Linked DNA regions of Mus musculus: regions 1 and 2 are each linked to region 3. A link is a loop called in an ENCODE intact Hi-C map of the cell type or tissue named here. Cell type or tissue: heart. All regions are shown on one strand.

Region 1 (8,000 bases), 130 kb before region 3:
TTTTTGAATGAGGTTAATTTGCATCTGGTAAGTTACTTTTTCAGATAATGTGATAAAATACTCTTGACCAAAAACAGCTTGGGGAGAGCAATTTGTTTTGAAACACAGTTCAATACGGCCCATTATGTTGGGGAGGTTGAATGAGCAGGGGTTGAAGTGGCTGGTCACATGCCTCTCTCTCTCTCTCTCTCTCTCTCTCTCTCTCTCTCTCACACACACACACACACACACACACAAACACACACACACACACAGACACAGACACAGTCAGAGCCATGACAAACTCCCGCACACTCTTACTTTTTCCCACATCCAGCCCAGGGAACAGGGCCATTCACAGTGGGTGGGTCTTTTACATAATTAACCTAATCAAGATAAACCCATCCATAGGCAAATCCCAGAGGCCCACCCACCTCTCAAGAAGTCTAGATCTTGTCACCTGACAACTGAGACTAAGCACTGCACTTCGTCCTTCCCCTGTGGTTCAAGCTTAGTCCTCGGTTCTCCGTTAAATTTCACCTTTCCTAATATATACACACAAATGAATCTAATGTTTGCCAAGGTGCTTATGTTTATTGTATGTGCATGTAACCAAATAGCTATGTCGAGTCCATGCATGCGAAGAGGTGAGGAAACGGTGGTGAATCCTATAGAACTAGTATTACAGACAGTTCTGAGCCACCATGTGGGTGGGAACCAAACCCCGGCTTCTCTGTGAGAGCAGCCAATATTCTTTCTTAACTGCCAAGCTACATTTCCAGCTCACAGCTTGTCTTCTGCTAAAGCATTTTCAAATTTCCATAGTTTTCTCTTCTTCTATCTATAAATGACTAAGCAGAATATTTCTTCAAGAGATAATACTAATCACTAGGTAAAGATCATTATCAAAAATTCACATCCAAAACCCAACCAATGATCATTATCAAAAATTCCTATCCAAAAGCCAAGCAAGGCTGATCATTAACAAGTCTTGAAGCATCCTGGTCTATACAGGGCCACAAAAGAGCCTGATTGACAATTTTTCCTTAAAATGAGTGAGAATATGGTACTGTAGTCTTACTGCTTAAATTGTAGATGAGAAGAGGATAAATAGGATGGGCCTTAGTACAAACTGATTAATGTCTCTGAGACTTCAGCATGCACAGAGTAAAACCATGTGAAACAAGAGCTATACCATCACAGGCCAAACAACTCGAAGCAGCTCGGAGATGTGTCTGGACAAATCCTTCCTCAGAGCCATCCAAGGAACTATGCCTTGACTACAGCATCACTTTCAACTTCTAGTCTGTAAAATTAAAACAATATGCCCGTGCCTGTGCTCGTGTGTATGTGTGTGTGTGCGTGTGCGTGTGATTTACCACATAAACACAATAGCAAGAGTAAGCGAGGACCCACCTGAACAGACAGAATATCCATTAGATCATATTCAGTACTACCTTATAATTAAAACTAAGACTCTAAAAAAGCAAGAGTGCTAAAGGTTTTCAAGAGGAAGATGCTACATTTAATTGTGAAATGATATTAAAATAACAAGAGAAACAAAGGCAGCCCATATCACCAATTTTATGTTATCAAAAGGCTAGTACAAAAGAGCAAGTAAGAAGACAGAGCTAAGACTACCTGCTCACTGCAGAGCAGTTCTGCCTGGCATGCGTAAGGAAGGTCCTGGGTATGGGCCCAGAACCACCAAAGCAAGAGATTAACTATAGGCAGACAAAAGCATATGTAAATGTGCATGTGTATGCACATAGATGCTCTCTCCCCCACCCCTTTCTCTCTTTTATTGATACACTTAGTTCCTGGTATCACCCAATCAAGAGTGAGGCTTTACTTTTAAATTCCACAAAACAATCTACTCTACACTGTATCGTTTAGCACCCTTACTAATATAACTTACCTGCAATAAATAAGCACCCTAAGTTGTTAATAGTGAATGTTGTTCAATAAATACAAAGCTTGACCTATTTGTCAGAGACCAGTACAGCTCTAAAGACACGGTACATTGTCAACGAATGTCCCGATTATGTTACACTTTGCACTCACCTTCTGAATTTAAGTCAATAATTTAAACAGTTCTTAGTGTCTTCTTTTTATTTAAAGTACAGTTCTTAGAAAAATGATCTTTCAACTCTATTTACAGAAACCTTGAAACAAACCCCCACTGGTCCTGTTTAAGCCTAGGATTTACACTCGGCGAGCATCTTTTCTCCTCCACCTGCAAGTCCTGTTACCTGGACATTTTTCTGCATAAACTGTGGGCAGGAGATAAAACCCAGGGGCTTCCAATGCATGCTGTGAACTATAGCCAGGCAGCACAAGCTTAGCACTCATGAGTCTGACTATAATAAACATATTAAATGTAGTGTGACTGCCATTTAAATATGTTCAAATACTGAAGTACTATTCCTTTAAACTTTGAAATATCCATTTTCAGATATTCTATGCCTAAACAAGAGTTATAATTATTTACATTAAAATTAAACATTTTTAAAACATAAGCCAGTGTAGTGGTGCATGCCGTTAATTCCAAAGCTTAGGTGTGGAGGAGAGAGGCATCATCTCTGAGTTCGAGGTCAGCGTGGTCCACAGACTGAGTTCCAGAACTATACAGAGAAACCCTGTCTCAAAACAACAAAAACAAACAAATGAACAAAAACAAAAAAACCATACTTAACTTTTCACAATGCAAATAATCAATGAACTTGGCTGGGAGTTGTAAGTTTGAGTCCCACATCTCCGGGATGAGGCTGCTTGCCTAGCATTTCAAGTTTTTAAAGTGTTTAAAAGAAACTGTATCTTAAAGTATCTTAAGAGGAACTGCATATACCAACACCAGCTTTGCTGAGAATTATCTGAGATGTGACTAATTGATGATTAATTAATTAATATTAAGGATTGAAGCCAAGCAAAGTGGAGTACACTGGTAATCCTGGCACTTGGGAGGCTGAGGCAGGAGGATCATTACAAGTCTGAGCCAGCCTAAGTTATCGTCAGTTCCTGTCCAAACTGTGCTACAGTGTGAGACTGCAACCACAAACAGGTCATCTAGAATGATTCTATGTTTAGCCTCTATGTACATTCCGTGGAGTTTTTAAGTATAACTTTCAGACTCTGAGACAAATTTTCTCTTAAATAACATATTGTGTGTGTTTGTGTGAGAGATATTTGAAAATATAGTAAGCCAGTGTAAACAAACACTATTACTAAATTCTCTCTACCAAATAACACTTAATACAAATAAATATAACCCAAGTCAAGTTGGTTTTTTGCAACAAAGCCACTGAATTCACTAATCACCTAAAGTCCTGCCTGAGACCTTCCATACTTTCCATCCCCACCAGGGGGCACACTACAGCCATTCAGCAGATTCTCGTGGGTTCTATGTATAACTAAACAGACAAAGCAATAAGGAAGTAGCATGAACAAGTTCAAATTAGTTCAGGCGTATCTGTGCAAACCAATCAGCAGTCTGCTTTGAGAAATCTATTTTGCATAAGCAAAGCTCATTAGGAAAAATTTACATTAGGGAAGGGCGTGTACCCTGCAAACAAGTCTCCAAGGCGGCATTAGCAGAAGGTAAGCAATCCTACAGCTCACTTTAGCATCGCCCTCTGGACTTCAGATACCATCCACATCCACCTACATTATTCTGGAGAATCTCTGCTCCTCGGTACAGCAGCAACATGGGTCAAAGCGCTTCCACAGGACCGCACCTCAGTTTACAGGAAAGGCATTTCTATTTTACAGCAGAACATGTCTGCCGTACCTAGAAGTACATCACATGACGTGATGAATTAAATTTCTCCTGAAAGTACTTTTTTAATCTAAAAGGAGTTTAAAAACGAAGTATTTAAGTCCTTACTTTACATATTCAGATCCAAGAACTTGGTGAAATATTATCAACATTTTTCTATAGAAATTTATACATTAATAACCAGAGAAAAGTGTGTTACCTGAGATGTCTCTATGCCTTGTAATTTTTTTCAATTTTTTGATAAATTCTTTTTAAGGGAAGAGCAGTGAGCCTCTTCTTCAAAGGAGAACTTTTCCTGAGCCCCCTCCCCGCACCCACTTCTTTCATTTTCTAGCAAGAGATCACAGACAGCCATGAAACAAAGGGAAACTGTTTTGTCTTAGCTTATAATCTCCCTGCTCAAAAAACTCAAGAATTTAAGTGGCTGTTCAAGAGCTACATAGAAACTCAGCCAATCAGTAGCCAGCATTCTATTTCCTGCCCAGCAACAGGAGACAGACAATAAGGTCAGAGAAACCTAGTTGACAAAGCCCAGAGCTGAAATGGTGCAATGTGGTTCTTTGTCTGAAACAAATAACCTAGAACACAGATCCCTGTCTTAAATCCATGATATGGTTTACATATACAGCACACATAGACAAGTGGCTAAGATTTACAGATCTTTTATGCTACTTTATCTGGATTTAATCAATGTTCATAAATGTTTCTAAAATATAACTTATCTGAGGAATCAGCTAAACAGGGACAATACATAAAAATACCACTCCTACATAATGAGTTAGAACCTATAAAATTCAAAGTATATTTTCTTTTACAAGGTTAATAGCTCTTCTATTTGTTTATATATATACATATATATATATATATCCCACCAAAATATTAAGTCCCAATAATTAAGATGATCTCTCAAACCATTTCACCTACCGTTACTAATACAGATTTCCAAACGGAAAATTCAACAGGCTTCTGGACCATGGGTAGGATGACAAAGCGCTGTGTTGTCTACTGCATGGACCTGACTCAGCTTAATCACAGAACAAAATCAAAATGTCCGGTTTTGGTTGCTCTAAGTGGTAACAATGTATTTACTACAACAAGCACAATTAATTGCCTTTCACAGTTGATTTTTAAAAAGACAACACAAGCTCTGCTTTTGAAGCAATAAAAGGTATGGATTGTAAGTTAATTTTACAGGGTTTTTTTTAATACTACAAAAAAAAATCTATGATCAGAATTTATTTGCCCCAAATTCACTATCTTTATTAGCTTTTCCTAGTCAACACGTTTTTAAACTCATCATTTTCCCCCTTCATTACAGGTGAACCTTGCAATTTTTCAAACATACCCAAGAGGGAGCTTGCTGCAGCCATAATTTTAGTTTATATAATCGCCCCATAAGGGAAATAAATCAACAGCTGCTTCAGCGCGTCCTTCAGTCCTGCGAGGGAACTGAAATTCACTCTCTGATTGGCTCAAAGCCTTAGCTGCCTAAAGCCAATCAGAGAAAAGTATCACAAACCTTACCCAGCAACAAAGGAAGCAGATGAGGGCAAGTGCTCTAAGAACTACAGGCACGGTGGAAGTCAAAGGAAACAATGAAAATGGAAACCTCTTATACATCACCACAACTCAAATGCTTTGTGTCGATAAAAGCCATCTACAGTGCTGTTGATTTTTGAGAAGTCTCTCCCCCATTTTATTGTTTATATTTAAACTAGGGTCTGTAGTTTCTAAAAATAGCCCAAATAAATACCAAGATCATTGATTCAAAACACACACACACAACCACCAAGCTAATTTAAGTTAGTAGCTTTAATAAAGAATACATAAAAATACAACTCACAAAAAATTTTGAACAAAAGCAAAATCATGTTAAGTAAATGCAGCCCAGATCTTTCTTTGACAAACACTTCAGTTATGTCCACGCTGGGAGAAACATCACCAATACTTTTCTGACTAATCAGATGCTGAAAATCCCAGGTTTTGAGAATTTGTTTCTGTTTTCATTTATGTAAATGTCTGTCACATGTGTGCGTGTGCCATCAGCAGCCAGAGAGGGCATCAGATGCCTTGGATCCTGAGTTAAGGCTGCTGGGAACTGAACTCAGTGTTCTTAACCACTGAGCCATCTCTCTAGGCCGGGAAAATGTTTTATTCAAATTCTTTCCTTAGATGGCTTAACAAAATCAAATCAACAAACGTGACTACTAATAATCAACCCCTAAACATCATTTTACTCATTACCCACGATTTCTATTGCTAAGAATCTGTTTGTCGTCATGCTGACCTGGCCTGACCTTCATCATCATGATCTTCATGACTTGAATTTGGAAGAATGGAAAAGAAGACTCCCACAAACTGTCCTCTGACTCCCAAGACACACATGAACACACAATCACACACCAAATAAATAAATGGATGGATGGATAGGTAGGTGGATGGAGGGTGGGTGGATGGATGGGTGGGTGGATAAGTAATATAAACTAAAAACAAACAAACCCTCATTTCTCAGTTGATAGCTCTAAGGTTTGCATTGCTTGGGAATTGGCAGTATTTATTCATGAAGGGCCATAAGAAATAATCAGTTACACAATAAATACTAACAACCTTTCTCACTGTTTACTATCCATTAGTCTGATAATAATTCATTACTTTGGCCTTATCCAGGTTAATATGTATTAAATCAAAACTTTAAAAAAAATGTACCTCAAAAACCAAGATGCCTTGTTTTGTTTAAAGTGCATTCTTTTTCTGTGACTTTACTCTGACCTCTTTCATTCGGTCATATTTTTAACATTAAAAATAAAACAAAACAAAATGGCCTACCACCAGGGCTGGAGAGATGGCTAAGTGCTTAAGAAGAACACTGGTTGCTCTTCAGGAGGACCAGGTTCAATTCCCAGCACCCAGCACTGAGATGGCTCAAAATTTGGCTTCCCTGGGCCCCAAGCATACATGGGATGCACAGTGTGTGTGTGTGTGTGTGTGTGTGTGTGTGTGTGTGTGTGTGTGTGTGTGTGTGTGTGTGTGTGTGTGTGTGTTGTATGTATATGCCGGCAAAATCATATATACACAATAAATTTAGAAGAAAAAAAAATTCCAAGAAACTGAGTGTTGTTCATACTTTATTTTAGGAAGTTCAATTTTCCAGGTGCTTAAGTATTTGGTGTGATTTCTGCTTTTAATAAAGGTAGTACATGTAAATACTACTAACATTTGTCTCTGCATACCCAAAAAAGCCTCTTACTCTTCTTCCTTATTCTAAATAGGACAAGATTCAATAACATGTTTATCTCAAAAGACAATAGGACTGTTCATTAAACACACTATAAAATATCAAAGCTTGCAGCGCCGAGAATCTAACAGTCTTCTTACTCATGGAAAATTCCATTAACTATCTTTTCCCAGGACAACCAGAAAATCTGAAATGAAACAAATGTCTTCTGAGTCTAATCGAAGCCTAACATGTAACCAAACCTGGCAGGGTGCAGGAGATGCATTATCGCACGTCCTGGACTGGTGGCTTTACAATATTTTACCAGTATTCTTATCAATTCTTCACCAGTATTGCTACCATTTCCTATTTCTGCCACCATTTTAAGGCATCATTTAAAAATAAACATTATTTGGTTTTAATACCTACATGTACATTAACAAAGCACTTTAGCATATCTCGTTATATCTCCAGTATAAGATTTTTAGTACAGGCATATTTTAGGAAGGCAAAACTTTCATATCAGAAAACATCTTAAATATACCAATGCCATGATATGCTTCTAAAGCCATTCACAATATAATGAAAATTGGAGTATCCTAATGTTATAATAATGAGCACACACTATATAGTTCAGACTATGTAATAAATACCGACTAGAGACTATGCCCTGCATGTATGTAACTGACACCTACAAATAATTTCTTAAATAAAAAAATCTGTTCTTTTTGAAAGCAAAGGTAGTAATCTAGAACATTCTAACAGTTTCTAAGCTAGCATGCTCACACATTTACATGTAAGTAATAAAATGTACACAGTGTCTAAGTATCAAAGTAGAACACCTTAAAATCACAGCTGACAAGAGGCGGTTTCAGCCTCATGAAAGTTTGCATGGACAGTGTGTTTTTATTTCAAAATTAAAACATCCCTTTAAGAGAAATCTCTACTTATCACTACACTACACGCTGATGAAAGCCCTCCTTGAAATGATAAACATACCCCAAAGGAGCCCCTTGCAGCCATCTTAGCAGC
Region 2 (8,000 bases), 96 kb before region 3:
ACTAGGCAAATAAGCAACAAGCTAGCTTGACAATGCCAGTAACCAGCACTCAGGCTACTGAGGCAAAAACAGCCTAGGGCTAGGCCAGCCTGAGCTACATCTGAGAAGCTGGGGTGAGGAGGGGAGAACAAAGAGAAACAGAGCCACACACAGTCTGAGCAGGAGGCTTACAAAGTCAGAGTGCACTCATCCTGTACAAATAACCTTCAGATATTTAAAAACAAACATACTGGAGCCAGGCACTTAATCCCAGAAGAACCATATCCATCTGCTTCAGTGCAAGTTCTAGTATGGCCTGGGCTACATAGGGATACATTGTCTCAATAAAGGAATAAAGACATTGATTGATTTGAAAATATCTGATAATTAAGATTTTGATAATACATTATTATGCAGTTATTTAAAAAACATTTTAGAACACTAAAATGGGGAGCTAGTCAGACTAAGTTACAAGAGCATGCAGTGTGCTGGGGAATGCAGCTGGGCATGGTAGTGTGTGCTTAGCATGAGAGTGTGTGCTTAACATGACAGTGTGTGCTTAGCATGCCTGAGGCCCTGAGTTTGACCCACAGCACACACAACCAAAAAGGAAAATTGCAGGAAATTAATTAAAAATGAAATCAGGCAGTAATGGTACATGACTTTCATCCCAGCACTTGGGAGGCAGAGCAAAGGCAGGCAGGTCAAGGTCAGCCTGGTCTACAGAGTGAGTGCCAGGACAGCCAGGGTTGAGAAACCTTGTCTTGGAAAACATACACATGTAAGTGTGTGTGTGTGTGTGTGTGTGTGTGTGTGTGTGTGTGTGTGTGTACGTATTTATATGTATATATAGTGATAAATATTTATAGACTGATCTACCACAGCAAAAGTGAAGTTACAAACATCACCACAGTAGTTAAGGGCGATTAACACAATACTAAATCTTCATACTGTGGACGTGAAAATATTCCAACAGAGTACAAAATCAAGTAATTTTTAAAAAATAAAATTTTAATTTTATGACTTAAATCATTCCAGCCTGATTCTTTCTAAACTACATATCAGTGATTGTTCATACTTTGAGTAACATGTCTGTCTGTCTGTGTGTGTGTGTGTGTGTGTGTACATACATGCACAATGCTTCATTTAATTATAACCAAACTAAAATTTCAAACTTTTAGTACTTGTTTCTAAAATACTAAAGAATCAACCACTGACATTCAGACAATTCATTAATTTTAGTAAACTTAAAATTACATTTACCTTCTAAGAAATACAGCAAAACTGTCCCATCAATATTGAAATTGCATGTTATGTAATTTTCTAGTGCCTCTTATGATGCTCAATATTAACGCATGACACAATTACCCATGCATTCAAACAAAAATGTTAAGCTTAAATACATAAACTCAAATACTAGGAGTACAAAATGGGGTGAGGGGAAACCACCTCAGAAGCATCAAAGTCTCAAAAAGGCAGAACTGCCTTCATTCCTGGTACAAGACAGCAGAGGCTCAAGATTCCCATTACATCAACTTTAGACCTGCTAGCTACAGGAGGAGAAGACTTCCTTCCCCGTCCTTCCATTCCAGGGCATATGTCACAGCATTTAAAAAAAAAAAAAAAAAAAAAAAAAAAAAAAAAAAAACAGCCCAAAATGTTCCTTTCAATTATATCCTATTATTTCTAAGAGTATTTGTTTCGGGTAATAGAGATAGCCCAAACCAATCGACATTATAACAGCACTTAATTTGACAACAGACTGATTTAAACTTGGGTTACATAAGCAACCAAAAAAGCAACTATACATATGAATGACAGATGTTTATGAAAACACAAGTTTTTAGACTAGTAAGAAACAACGGGTAGAATAAGAAAATTATATTAAATTATACGTATACTGACCCAATGTGCTACATACAACTGACCTAATTGTGCTACATACAACTGAAATTTAGTGGCATCACAACTTTAATCAGTAGCACACCCATAGTTATTTTAAGAAACTAAAACCAGGACATATACACCTAAAACATATTTAAAGTGTACATTATACACATATACTACAGTGCACATATTTTTTTCAAAAACTCAAAATGTTTAATTGATTCCCTTAAATAAGGACCTCAATAGAACTTGTAATATTTGTAAAATTCTTCATCAAAAAATGATATAATAGCTTATACGTCATCCCAAAATAATGAGAAATCGTGTTCACTAATTTTCTTTAACATTTCTCTAACTGAAGAAACAGTAAAACTAAAAACATGAAAGACTCAAGTGTTTGGATTAAAACTTCATTGACTTTGGATGAAATGTTCCTTTTTAAAAAAAAAAATAATAAAGATGTAATACCTGAGAAAATTGAGATTTCAACTTAACTTGTACATCCTTTTCTTGTCCTCTCAAACAAATCAAAAATAAAAGTTTCTATTTTGTAAACATTGCACATCCAAAAGCGAACCGGTAAAAACAGGGTTAAAAATGTATTTACAAAAGTGCAGCTGAAGTAAATGCACTTCCCCCGAGAGCACCACTAGGTGCCGATCTTATCTCCCTAAATGGAACGCGAATCCAGAAATACCTAACTAAACGCGAAATTATAATCGAGAACCACAAGAGGCAATTTGTACCAAAATATCAAGTCTGCACCGGTGAAACCGTGAGAGAAATAAAGGATTTTAAGGTGCGGGTAGGTGTAAGACACGAGAGAAACGTTTTCCTCGGAAAATGTGAAAAGAAGAAGCACGAGACGAAACCCCCTCGAGAATGAGAAAATTAAATCTAGAACCCAAATGGCGTCCAACAAGAACATTAGCTCTTGAAAATGAATATTGCGCCTGCGCAGCCACCGCCCGGCCAGCTGCTCAACTGCAGCTAGAGCCCGACCCCACGCGATCACGTGCTCCCATGCAGCGCCCGCCCGCAGCTTCGCAACCGCGCAGGCGCACACTCAACTCCCGCAGCCGCCATAATGCGGTCTTGACTCTTCCGAAATACAATAGTCATTTCTCCGACAGTGGTTAGAACAGCCCCTGGCACTCGCGTATACCTTCGGGGGCGGGAGGTGAGAGCCTGGGACCCGAGTTCCTTCCTACGCAGCCGTCCCGTGCAGCCGTCCCGGACGCTGCCGTCTCAGCCGTGCGCTCCACTCGCCGCCACCGCAGATTCAAAAACAAACCCGCTTCTCCCCAGCACGCGCCGGGGCCGTTATGCAAATAGATGGGGGCGGAGCTTCGTGGGCACACTATGTACTCCACCCACTGAGCGATCGGCCAATGAACGTGCGCGATGCCTATTCTCCATGCAAATCTCCTGGTTTTTTATTTGAATGAGGGATTTTTGGCCACGCCTCCTGCCTTGAAATTGTAGCCCGTCTGCGGTGGTGGCGCTGCCGTCTTTTCGATCGCATCCGGAGGTGATTTTTTTTTTTTCCGGTTGGCTCTTTTCTTTTTTATCCTGGAGGTGATTGGGGTTTTTTTTGTTTTTTTTTTAATTTTTTTATTTTTTTTTTTGCATGGAGATTCCTCAGTGGCCACCCCTCCATGAGACTTGAGAAAAAAAAAAGTAGGTGTTTAAAAAGCGAAAAGATTTTTCCATAAGTCTAGAGAACCTAGAGTACGGTAATTTATTCGAAAAAAAAATTTTTTTTAATTTTTATCTTTTTGTTTTGTTTTGTTGATGAAGATTCGTGCAGTTTAACTCAGTCTAGCCATTGAACTTGCCACGTAGCCCACACTGGTCTGGAATTTGAAATCTATCGGCCTCAAACTCTGTCAAAGTGTTACAGGTATCACTTAAAGTTCACTAAGTTAATTGTGTTAATCATCAAGATGTGGAGATGAACATCTTTTGGGGGGATATCCTGTAAGAGAGCAAGCAGTACCAATCATGCCTTCACACCTCATAAATTCACGTGTCGCTTAAATAGAGACAGTAATCACTGTTCCGACAAATTGAGAGAAGCTAGAATGAAGAAAAGATTCTAAATATGTTTTGTAAATCAGTAAGAGCCAGAAAAATAATATTAGGTGGAATCCCTTAAACTTAATTTTCTCCCTTTAAGTATTTGTTCAATAGTAACTTAACCAATCAAAAAGTTAAGTAGCTGTCAGTGCTGAGGAAATCTACACTCCCATGGGCAGCTGTGGCTCAATTCCCAGAAGCACTCAGGGAGATGAGGCAGGTCTTGAGAGAACAAGGACAACCTGGGGCCACATGCTCCCAGATCATCTAGAGCTTGAGACTCTCTCTCCAAAGAAGCTCACAGCTTTCATTATTGTCCTGTACTTGACAATTCAACTAGGACATTAAACAGGCAAACCCAAGGAAATTGAAATTCAAGAAACAACTTCTGGGGTCATAAAATGTGATACAGTGTCCAGGCAAATCTAAGACTTGAAGGCCAGCCTGGTTTACAGATCTAGTTTCAGGATACCCAGGGCTATATAGAGAAACCCTGTTTCCAAAAAAGGGAAAAGGAAAAAGGTAAGTGTTTTTAATAGATGTATTTAAGATTCTAGATTGATTTTGAGTTGAAAGAGAGAATATCTAGAATAGACTTGACTTAATCTAACAAGAGGCCTTGAAAGGGGAAACACCCAGCTGAGTGTGGTGCCACCCACACTTGGGTGGCAGCAGTAAGTAAGCCTGTCTCTGTGAGGTTAAGCCAGCCTGGTCTACAGAGTGAGTTCTAAGACATCCTTGACTACACAGAGAAACCTTGACTCAAAAAAAATAAATAAATAAATAAAAGAAGGAAGGAAGGAAACAGAAGAGAAAGGAAAAGAAAGGTGGAAGAGGAAAGGAAGGAAAGAAAGAAGAAAAGGAAGAAAACATCAGCTCCATGTTCCTGCTCCAGCCCCAGAATTCCTGTGACAGACCTGGGCATGTTGATTAGAGGCAGATTGGTAGGACATTGTACTAAAGCCATGGAGTGTGGAGAACTCAGGGACCTGTTACGTAGAAACTAGAGAGACAAGAATGTTGAGAGCAGTGCAGACGACAGTGGCCCAGCTTGTGACGTTTCAGAGGGAAGCAAAGACTCTACCAGGCCATTTGTGTGAAGAATCTGTGGTTTAAAATGAGCTCGAGCTGAAGAACCAGCTGTGATAAACAAGAGACCAGAACTTTGTTCTTCCGGGACAGTGGCCGATGGACTGCCCCCACATCATTGAGGTGAAATCTTGTGGGAAGTGTTTCCTCAGGACCAACACACAAGAGATGTATGTCAGAGCTGGGCAAGGTTGTGCTGCCTCATGCTGTCACCCAGGTGAGCCTCCATGTCAGTCTTGGCGAATCAAACCTAAGTTCTCCAGAAGAGCAGCCAGTTCTGAACAACCAGGACAATGAGTGAACCATCTTTCCACCCACATGTGCCTACTCCTGCCTAGTGATGGATCATCTGAGACCATATCATGTGCACTAGCCTACCCTCTAGAACATCAAAATTCATGGTTTCCACAAGATCAGATGCCACTGGTAGAGCCCAAGCAGGTGCAAGCATCCCTGGCCCTGTAGATGCAGGCCAGCTGCAGGGGTGAAGGTCCCTCTAAGGCTGACTTTTGTGGGCCTCAGTGGTTCTCTGAGTGCAGGAGTGCCAGTGATGGTCCAGATGAGTGCAAAGAGAGGGAGGAAAACAAAACAACCTTATCAAAAACTCAACAGCCTCAGCACCTTGAACTGCTTGCATCTGAACATAAAGAGCATACGCAAGGGTCTACAGAAGTCAAAAGACAAGTCCCCTGGTCTGAATATAGATTTCTGGTCTGCAGGAAGCCCCCGGGGCTCTTCGTTCTTCCTCTGGGCTTCTGCAGGACAGTGGGCTACAGGGCCAGCCTTGGCTGTTTTCTGGTTGTTTGTATAAAGAGGAAGTGAACAACCAAAAAGACATTTGTAGGGGATTTGTAAATTTCCATGGGTTTTTCTCTTTGTGTGTGTGGAGGAGTGATATTTAAAGATTTAAATAATAAATGTATGTGCTGAGCCCAGAGCATGTACAAAGCCTTTAAGACTGAATAAAAGGGACTTATTTTTTTAAGTTTTTAAATTGTTTTGTTATGACCAATTTTGTGAAGGCTTCCCCTACACTTTCTTATTTCTGGTTTTAGTTTCAAGGCTTGTGTTTGTTTATGTCCTTAATCCATTTCAAGGTATTTTTCTTTAATTTTCTACCACTGAGCCACATGCCCAGCCCTTTCTTACTTTTTTATTATTTTTGTCAATTGGATCTTTGTTTTTTCTTTTTTAATTTTTGCAACAAATCCTACAATGTTCTACAGGCTGCCTTAAAGTCAGTGAGGCCCAGGCAAGCCTTGAACTTGAAATCCTCAGCCTTCCAGATCTCTGGGATTGCAAACGTGGACCAGCAGTCCTGATGAGTTGAAATTTTTATACATAGAGTCAGGAGTCTGAACTGTATCATTCTGCATGTAGATCCCAGTTTTCTATGGCTTGTGATAGAAAACAAAACAAACAAAAAATATTTTTGCCACTTTACCAAGTGAGCCGCCATTTTATTACTGACAATGTCACTGTTCTTTCACATTTAGGAAGATCAGAGAACTAAATTTAAAGTCTCATCAGGACCCTGGACCCACTTCTGGAACCAATGATGGTATCCACTAAGGATTTGGTAAGATGATTGGACACTCTCATGAGTTCTGGGGTTAAGTTTACTTAAGCCCCCTATACCTACCTGCCTCTGGAACTGATGAAACGTAATCCACTCCAGTTAGCTAGACTAAAAGGGAAAGAGTCACCAGCTAATTACGCAGAAACATGAGGTCCAGTCCTCGCTTAAGTGGAATGGCAAAAGGGGTGTATTGCTTCTGTTGTCTCTCCTCCTTGTGAATAGTCACACTTCTGTTGGTTGCTTGCTCGTGGTTATGGTTACTCAAACAGATTTGGCAGCTAAGAGAGCTAAAGGTGAAATGAAGGAGACAGCATGACCCAGAAAGTGCCAATCTCCCTGTTACCACATCTGAGAAAGAGAACTGCTAGGGCTTTGCTTCTGCCTCCCTGGTTTCATCAGATCCTCTTCTGGACACTCTAGCACTGAAAACTATAGGAAGCCAAAATATGAATTCGTAACTCTAGATTAAATAAGTTGAACAAGATCTAACCACAAGTACTTACACCTGACTTGATTTCACTGCCCAGACATCGGGCCTTAACTCATGAAAAGGGCCAATCAATCATGATCATACTGCCTCATTCTTTAAAGATAGTCACAGCCCTTCACTTTGCTCTTCTCCGAATCCCCAAGAGATGCTCTGTTTCAGGTTACTGTGTGTGTGCCTGGAGAAATCAGCAGCAGAAACTCACTGTGCTTGCAAGGACTTCATAGTGGCTGTGGTGGTTGGGATGAGCATGACCGCTCCCCCACCCCCCCAGGCTCATGTTTGAATATTGGTCCCCACTTGGTGGAACTATTTAGGAAGGACTGGGAGGTATAGCCTTGTTGGAAGATGTGTATCATACGGGCTGGATTTTGAGGCTTTAACACCCTCCAGCCATCATCTCTAATGAACTCACTGCTTGCTCTTTTGAGCTGGAATGTAAGCTCTCGGCTGCTGCTCCAGCACAGTGCCTACTTGTCCACCGCCGTGTTCCCTACCTAGGATGGTAGTGGACGCCGATCCCTCTGAAACCATGATCCCAGGTAAATACTGCTTTTATTAATTGCCTTGGCCATGGTGTTTTATCACAGCAATTTAAAAGTACCTAAGACAGCTGCTATAGTGGTTTTAATGGAAATGGCCCCTTAAGCTCATAGGGAATGGCACTATTAGGAGGTATTGCCTTATTGAATTAAATACAGGGTTTTTAGAAGAATTGTGTCACTGGAGGTAAGCTTTGCGGTTTCAAATAATCACGCCGAGCTCAAAGTCCCTCTCTTCCTGCTACCTGCTGATCTAGATGCAGAACTCTCAGTTCCTTCCCCAGCACTATGTCTGACTACATGCCACCATGCTTCCTGCCATGACAAAAATGGACTACACATCAGAACTGTAAGCCAA
Region 3 (8,000 bases):
AGGAACGGAGGTGTAGGTGGTGGTGTTTCATTTAATCTTGAAGCCATTAGCCAGTGGTTCTCAACCTCTGTCGTGACACCTTTGGGGGCTGAATGACTCTCACAGGGGTCACATAACAGATATACAGAATATTAGATACTTACATCATGATTCATAACAGTAGCAAAGTTTACAGTTATAAAGGTAGCAACAAAAATAATTTGGTGGCTGGCTTAGCACAGCGTGCTGAACTGTATTACTGGGCCACCATTGGGGCAACCTTCCTCAAATTGTATGAAGGTGTGCCCTTGTATTTTCAATGCTTAATTGTCTACTGGAAGAGAGCTGAGTGCCCACAGGATTTTGGTATTGTCACTTCTTCCCATCTCCAGGTTTTCTATTGTGTCTTCTTCACCTGTCTAAAGGCAACCTTAGAGATGTATCAGGCATTGTCTCACCTGTGATTGGTTACAATAAAGATCTGACAGCAAATAGCTGGAACAGAAAGTACAAAGGTGGAATTTCCAGACAGAGAGTGTCGCCGGGAGAGGCGAGCTGAAGCAAGAGATTCGGAGGCCGACCCAGAAGGGAGCAGGGAAGTATAGAGCAAGCCATGAGGCAGGTCCCAGGCTAGAAGAGTGAGGTTAAGTTTAAATGGTAGCTGGGAGACTGCCCCAGCAAAGGGCCTAAGCTCTAAACTGTATAAAAGTCTGTGTGTGGTAATTCACACCGCTGGTGGTCGGAGAAGGTTGCAGCATTAGGAAGGTTGAGAAGTCTGCTACCACACTTTCAATCTTGAAATGCATTTTCCCCTGAACACATTCGCTGTGATTAAGACAAGAACCCAAAGGAAACAAACCCAAGAGAATTGTTACAACGTTTCTTTCTCAACCCCGCCCATCCCCAACCCATTTTCATCCTGTCGCCATTTGTTTTTCATTCTGCAATGCAAATATGATCATGATCAGCTCTCTCACATCTGGAAGAACATCTCAACTCTTCTTGCTCAGTGAGGCATCTTTAAATTTGTTCCGTCTTTGTGACTCTACACTCTCCCCGTCTTCCCTCCTATTCCTGTCACCCTAAGGATGCAGTTTCTGTTAGAGCAGTTTCTCACAGAGACCCTACACATGTCAGAGGATTTATTTGTAGAGGGAGGCTTTCTGTGTGTCCAGGGCGTTTCCTGTCTAGCTGGCTTCAACCACTAGCTACCGCCATTAACACTGCTGCAGTTGTGACAAGCAAATCTTTTTCTAGACACCCCAAAATCTTTTCAGAGTAAAAATTGCCCCTGATTTACTATGGGGGCGGCGGGGGGGCTGGGGGGTACAGTGTGTTATTCCCCAGTTTTTTCTTTTCTCTCCCCCTTCCCTACTCTCCTCCCCATATGCATGCTCATGGGTATACTACAACCTGCACTTCTGCCTCTGTGTGTGTGTGTGTGTGTGTGTGTGTGTGTGTGTGTGTGTGTGTGTGTGTGTGTGTAGGTCCGGCCACTTTGGATGTAGTCCTTGCCTTTCACCTTGTTCTAGGCAGGATCCACTGTTTTGTATGCCAAGCTGGCTGACCCTGGGACCTATGGCTTTACCTGAGCTCAGATCCTGCATTTATCTGCTGAGCTGTCTCTATAGCCCATCTGTCTCCATCACCCATCACCACAGGGTGATGTTTCCACTGTGATCAGCCCCACAAACATGGTCTCCGCTCAGCCCTCTGTGACTCTGTGGAGGTGGCAAGCTGCCTGCAGGAACACAGCATGGTGCCTTATTCAACCATATTCTCATGTATTACTTGTCTCCAAGTTAGACTGAGAAATCAGGCCTTCACACTGTCGTGGTTTGGTGTTCCCATTTTACGTGCTATCCTGTGTCCTTAGCTAAAGCTGGCCTCCAGTACTGACAATATCTCTATGTACATTTTAAAAACTTCACAATTTTGAATATTATTAAAACAATTTAAAAATGACATTTAAGAGCTGGAGAGATAGCTCAGTGGGTAAGAGCACTGACTGCTGTTCTGAAAATCCTGAGTTCAATTCCCAGCAACCACATGGTGGCTCACAACCACCCTTAATAAGATCTCACGCCCTCTTCTGGTGTGTCTGAAGACAGCTACAGTGGACTTATGAATAACAATAAATAAAATTTGGGGCTGGTGCAAGAGGGACTGAGGGAGCAGGGTTGATCTGAGTGAGCAGAGGTCCTAAAAATTCAATTCCCAACAACCACATGAAGACTCACAAACATCTGCACAGCTACAGTGTACTCACCTACATAAAAATAAATGTCTTATTAAAAAAGGACATTTAAGGGTTAACAAGATGGCTCAGCAAGTCAAGGTGCTTGACTCTGCCAACCTGAGCTGTATTCCAGGATCCCACGTGGGTGGAAGGAGAGAACCGATTCCTGCAGGTTGTCCTCTCACCTCCACAATGCACACACACACACACACACACACACACACACACACACACAGGCACACACGGTAAACAAAGTACAAATGACATTTAGAAGCCAATCGATATTTTCTTTTTCAATAGCTGATGTGATATCTGTGATGCCCAGATTCCCTCATTGTCTGGAGCTTGCCAGGTGAGCTAGGCTGGCCAGCTGCTGGGCCCCCAGATCTGCCCATCCCCACCTCACTATTGCTGGCCGCACAAGCAAGCACTGCCACTCTCAGATCTTCGTTGTGGCTTCCGAGTCTAATTCAGGTCCTCATGCTTGCGGGGCAAGCTCTCTTCTGACTGAGTTATCCCCTGAGTTCCCAAAACATGATGCTTTATATGTGGCTTGTGAACAGTTGTTTCTAGTTATTCCACCTGGTATGGTCTTATTAGCCCATCATCATGTGCCCTGGCTGCTTCAAACTCACCATGTAACTGAGGCTGGATTTGAGCTCCTGCCATTCCTGCCTCCACCTCCCAATTGCTGAGACCTCAAGTGTTCGCCAGCATATTTTGCTTCAATGTTAGAATGCAGTTTATAAATTATTTGTACATATCTACAATGGGAGATATTTTGTAGCTTTAATACATATAGGCATTTGACACTACTATATTTGTAGATTATGTATTTGCATTTGATGATATCATCAGGCAACATGGGGCATTTATACTCTTTAAAATGCACAGAACTATATATAGCTACTAAACAGTAAGCTCTGCACGTCATTTACTTAGGACCATCCGTGACTTAAAAGTTGTTATTCTGGTGGCTGGAAAGACAGCTCCGTGGCTAAGGGGACTTGTTCCTGTTCCAGAGGACCCAGATTCAGTTCCCAGCACCCAAGCCCAGCAGCTCAACAGCCTTCTGAGCTCCAGCTCCCGAGGCTCCGAGGTCTTCAGTCTCTGCAGGTGGCTGTGCTCACGCACACTTACCCGCACACAGACACAGATGCATATACGGAATTAAAAGATAATAAAACAAACGGAATCTCTCAAAGTTATTCTGTCTAGGAAGCTTATTGTCTATCAGTGATAACTGTGAAAAATGTTTTTGTACCTTGGATTTCTAAGTGGCAGATGGCTTGCCAATGCTGCCACCTTCTGGATGGCATTGTGCACTGCACCACGCAAGGAAGAATCAAGTAAGTTCTTTATGTCTGAGGTGAGAAATTTCACTCTTTTCATTTTGGAAAGGCATGGGCACTCTTTTTCCTATTTCCCTCATTAAATTCATAGCTATTTGTCACCGTTCCAGCCACCCGCTAGAGTAAGGATGCTGTGCTAACATCGTAGTGTAAACTAGCTGGACTGTCATCATATCCCCCTTCTGGACTTGTGTTCCCTGTTCTCTGTCCTGCTAAATTTATGCCTTGGGAGCGTAGGCTAGCCTATGGGAGGCACATCTATAAGCTTCCGTGTCCTTAACTTCCAGGCAGATGAGGGCGGTGGGAAGCATCAAAACAAGATCAAAAGGAGAGGAGGGATCTGACCTGGCGCATCTCCTCCGTCAGTGCCATTCCTAGGAGGACGCTGGCTCTGTCCATCAAATGAAGGTCACATCTTCCATCAAAAGCCTTTTACTAAATCAGCTTGCTCTCTAGAAAAGCGATAAACTTCCTACTTCTGTCATTAAGAGCCTGAGCCATATGTGATAACAGTCCCACTGGAATGAGAAATGCCCGATACGCTCATGAATCAGAAGGCCCGCTCCCTAGCTGCTGGTGCGGTCGGGAAGGTTCTGGAACCTTGATGATGTGGACCTTGCTGGAGGAGGAGGAGGCATGCCGCTGGGGGTGGGGGATGGGTGGGCTTTGAGGGTTTATAGCCTCTCCACTTCCTGCTCTGCCTCCCTGTTTCCTGTGTGTGGATGAAATGTCAATCTCTATTTCCAGCAACTTCTGTACGGACTTTATTCCCTGGAACCGGAAGCTAAAATAACTCTTTCTTCCTTAAGCTGCTTTTGGCCATGTGATTTTTTTTTTTTTTTTTTAATCACAACAACAGAAAAGTAACTGATGATGAAGACGGTTAGAGGGTGGCCCCCTACGGTCACCTTTTATAATGACCTGTGTAATTAAGTATCCATTAGGCCCCCTGAGAAAAGGGGCCCAAAGAAGTAATGGAAGGGAGGAAGGACTTATTTTGGCTTGCAGGTCTAGGGGATGAAGCCCATACTGTGAAGAAGGCACGGATGCTGGAGGGCTCTGCCCATGGCCATGGGAACCTGAAGCAGCTTGTTTACATCTTGGTCAAACAAGAAGCAGACTCCTAAGGCCTGAATGGGGGTAGGTATAGCTGAAGGACTGCCCCTGGGGGCCTCCCATTTAAAAGATTTTCCAACTCCTCAAAGCAGTACCCCTAAGCAGCTGGGGACCAATAGTTATTCAAACACAGGTCTGTAGAGGGCGCTGTACATAGAAATCAGCACTGTCACAGACCACAGCAATGGGGAAGATGATAACTGTTCCCTCATAGTGCTAGAGTTGTATAGAGAGTGTTCCTTAAATGCCCAGGTGTTGAAGGATTGGGCTCCAGCGTGGTGCTTTTGGGAGGAGGTAGAACCTTTAAGAGAAGGGACCTCGTGGGCTCAAGTCCCAAGAGCTAGTCTTGAGGAGCATGGTGTGGCTTTATGCTAACCCCACACAAGCTAGAGTCATCAGAGAGAAGGAGACCCTGACTGAGAAAATGCCTTCATGAGATCTGGCTATAAGCAAGCTTGTGGAGAATTTTCTTAATTAGTGATTAATGGCAGAGGCCCCAGGCTATTATGGGTACTGTGAGAAAGCAGGCTGGACAAGCCAGTAAGCAGCACCCCTCCATGACCTCTGTATCAGCTCCTGCCTCCAGGTTCCTGCTCTGTTTGAGTTCTTGCCCTCATTCACTGTTTTTGATTTAAAAAAAAATTATCTATTCATTTACCTTATGTATACGAGTACACTGTAGCTGTTTTCAGACACACCATAAGAGGACATCAGATCCTATTACAAATGGTTGTGAGCCACCATGTGGTTGCATGAGGTTGATCTCTGAACCTCTGGAAGAGCAATCATTATTGTTAACCACTGAACTGTCTCTCCAGCCCCTGAATCTTCTTTTTAAATCATTATTTTATGTATGAATGTTTTGCCCATGCCTGAGGAGACTAGAGGAGGATGCTGGATTCCCTTTAAATGAAGATACAGATGGTAGTCAACTCCATGTGGATGCTAGGAATGGACATAGGTCCTCCAGGAGAGCAGCCAATGCTGGTCACTGCTGAGCCATCTCTCCAGCCCCACCTCTTCCTTTAATTTTTTTTTTTTTATGACTGTATGACTGGAGAGGATTTTATGGTACCTGCACATCTCATTGTCTTTATTGTTACTGTTATTGTTCTGTCGTTAACAATGATTCAATGAGGGCTGGTGAGATGGCTCAGCGGGTAAGAACACTCACTGACTGCTCTTCTGAAGGTCCTGAGTTCAAATCCCAGCAACCACATGGTGGCTCACCACCATGCTTAATGAGGTCTGATGCCCTCTTCTGGTGCATCTGAAGACAGCTACAGTGTAGTTATGTACAATAATAAATAAATCTTTGGGCCGGTGCAAGCAGGGACTGAGAGAGCAGGGCTGACCAGAGCAAGTTCAGTACCCAGCAACCACGTGAAGGCTCACAACCATCTGTACAGATACAGTGTACTCATATGCATAAAATAAATAAATAAAATCTTTAAAAAAAAGCCCCACATATGATTCAGTGAACACAGGGTGTGCTCTGGCAAACTGATTTAATTACTTTTGGAGATAGTAGTGGGGTTGCTGGTCTTATGGTCATTCTATTTTTATTCCCTGAGAGTCCCCGGATTGCTTTCACTGATGGGTCTCAGCATTCTCTTCCACAGCGTTTGAGAACTCCTTTGACTCTGCACCCTCGCCAGCACTTGCAGTAATCATTTCGACAATGGTTGTCCTGACTGGGGTTCTGACAGGGACACGGGCTGCATCTGCAGGAAATGCTGACCTTGCCCCGGGCAGATGTCTAATGGGTAACTAAAAGCAAGGTAGAACCTTGCCCCTCTGCCTTCATTTTGTATTTGCTTCTTCTGCTTTAAACTGGGACAAATTCCTGCTCCACTCTCCATGTTAATCATTTAGATAGTGTTTGTCCTCTGCTTCAAGGTTCAACACACCCAGATAAGTACCTAAGGGGGTTTAAAGATTTTTCTGGAACATTCTGAATGCCCTGCTGTAGAATTCCTAGAGGGACATTCCTAGAAGTCTACACTCGTGGCTCAGCACTTTCCAGGAACTGGAGTTTTGCAGGCAGCTCATCCCATGAGGATAATGCACACTTAAGATGGAGCCGTCTTCTAGTGGGAACTGAGTCGTGTCTCCCTCTCAGGATGACAAGGCAGAGGGAAAGACAACATGCAAGGCGAATGGAGATTGCACCCATAGTGCCAGCAACTTCCTTAGCACCAAAAGGAGGTTGCCAGGATGCGAGTGGTGGCTACTGCTCTCGCTGGCAAGGCACTGGAGTGTGCAAGTTTCCTGAGCCCTCGCCTTCGTTCTCTTTGCTCTGAACAAACCCCAGGTCACTCCTGCTGCCCAGGCTACAACCCTTGGACCTGTTTTCCTCCCATGGCGACGCTGACTTTCTTGCCTGTTTTTGAGGTATGTCCTCACGTAGCCTCTCTTGGCCTCAAACTCCCCTCTTCCCATCTGGCTTCTCCCCCCCTCCTCTCTCTCTCTCTCCTCTCTCTTCTCTCTCTCTTTTTCCTCTCTCTCTTCTCTCTTCTCTTTTCTCTCTCTCTCTCTCTCTCTCTCTCTCTCTCTCTCTCTCTCTCTCTCTCTCTCTCCCTCTCTCTCTCTCTCTCTCTCCTCTCTCTCTTCTCTCTCTATCTCTCTCCTCTCTCTCTCTTTCCCCTCAAGGCCTGCTTCAGTCTGGACTCTTGCAAATGCCTCTGGCTGTTCTCCCTCTTATCTACATGAAACCCCTCCTCCTAGGCGTTCCTTGGAGCGGGCACGTCCTCTTTTTCTTTCACCAAGGCACTGTATGCTGGAGATGCATGGCAGAGGAAGCTTCTTGTGAGCCAGGAAGGGTAAGAGAAAGAGAAGTGACTGGTCCCACAATCCTCTTCTAGAGCATGCCCTCTGTGACCTAATAAGCTTTCTCTTAAAGGCTCCCCATCTTCCAGTACCACCCCCCAGGAGCCAAGCCTTTAAAATACATGCATTTGACGCTCTGTGCCACGGAATTCCACCCCGGCCTCCCCCTCGTGATAAAATAAGTGTTCATTTCAACTCCTCGAGTCTCCAATCTCAGTGGCAGGGGAACCCTAGTGATAGGAGAAAAGGCCCACCGGACATTTAGATCTTTGTCTCCAGTCAGAAGTATGAGAAGAAACTGTTAAACCCCCATCTTTTTTTTTTTATCTATTTCTGGCCCCTCTTCTTATCTATCTGCTTGTCAGGAATCTAACTCCTGCTCCCTCTGGGGTGTGGCTGGGGATGTAGCTCAGTTGGCACGGTGCTTTCATAGCAGGCACAGTCCTGGGGTTCCATTCTCAGTGCTGTATGAATAGAGCAGGCAG

The links. Hi-C counts contacts between places; a loop is a spot of excess contacts. Peaks named below come from ENCODE experiments on the same cell type or tissue, not always from the same donor. Only the 100,000 strongest peaks of a DNase experiment are listed, where the experiment ranks them.
Region 1: it touches region 3 in a loop (8-fold over the local background); 40 of 42 quality-filtered maps call a loop at or near these places.
Region 2: it touches region 3 in a loop (5-fold over the local background); 21 of 42 quality-filtered maps call a loop at or near these places.

The regions. Positions count from the first base shown.
Region 1 is chr6:136,551,184-136,559,183 of GRCm38, reverse strand. All of the region lies in intron 1 of Atf7ip (activating transcription factor 7 interacting protein), which reads right to left. LOC108169175 (a long non-coding RNA gene) reads right to left here and starts at 5,093. Exons shown (of 2, transcript XR_001785397.1): 1 at 4,679-5,093; 2 at 3,639-3,766. In heart, CTCF peaks have their summits at 3,329 (motif pointing right) and 5,105; DNase peaks (open chromatin) are centred at 3,403, 4,223 and 5,213; H3K27ac peaks cover 2,840 bases.
Region 2 is chr6:136,513,995-136,521,994 of GRCm38, reverse strand. Atf7ip (activating transcription factor 7 interacting protein) reads right to left here and starts at 3,144. Exons shown (of 15, transcript NM_019426.2): 1 at 3,032-3,144. Gm44140 (a long non-coding RNA gene) reads left to right here and starts at 3,242. Exons shown (of 4, transcript XR_001785394.2): 1 at 3,242-3,397; 2 at 3,503-3,546; 3 at 6,531-6,613. In heart, CTCF peaks have their summits at 2,600, 2,799 and 3,364; DNase peaks (open chromatin) are centred at 2,914 and 3,224; H3K4me3 peaks cover 2,603 bases; H3K27ac peaks cover 1,740 bases.
Region 3 is chr6:136,418,079-136,426,078 of GRCm38, reverse strand. It overlaps a transcript of E330021D16Rik not described here. Among named protein-coding and RNA genes, the nearest start is that of E330021D16Rik, 6.5 kb to the right of the region's middle. In heart, CTCF peaks have their summits at 3,533 (motif pointing left) and 4,832 (motif pointing right); no DNase peak of the experiment used is centred here; H3K27ac peaks cover 1,297 bases.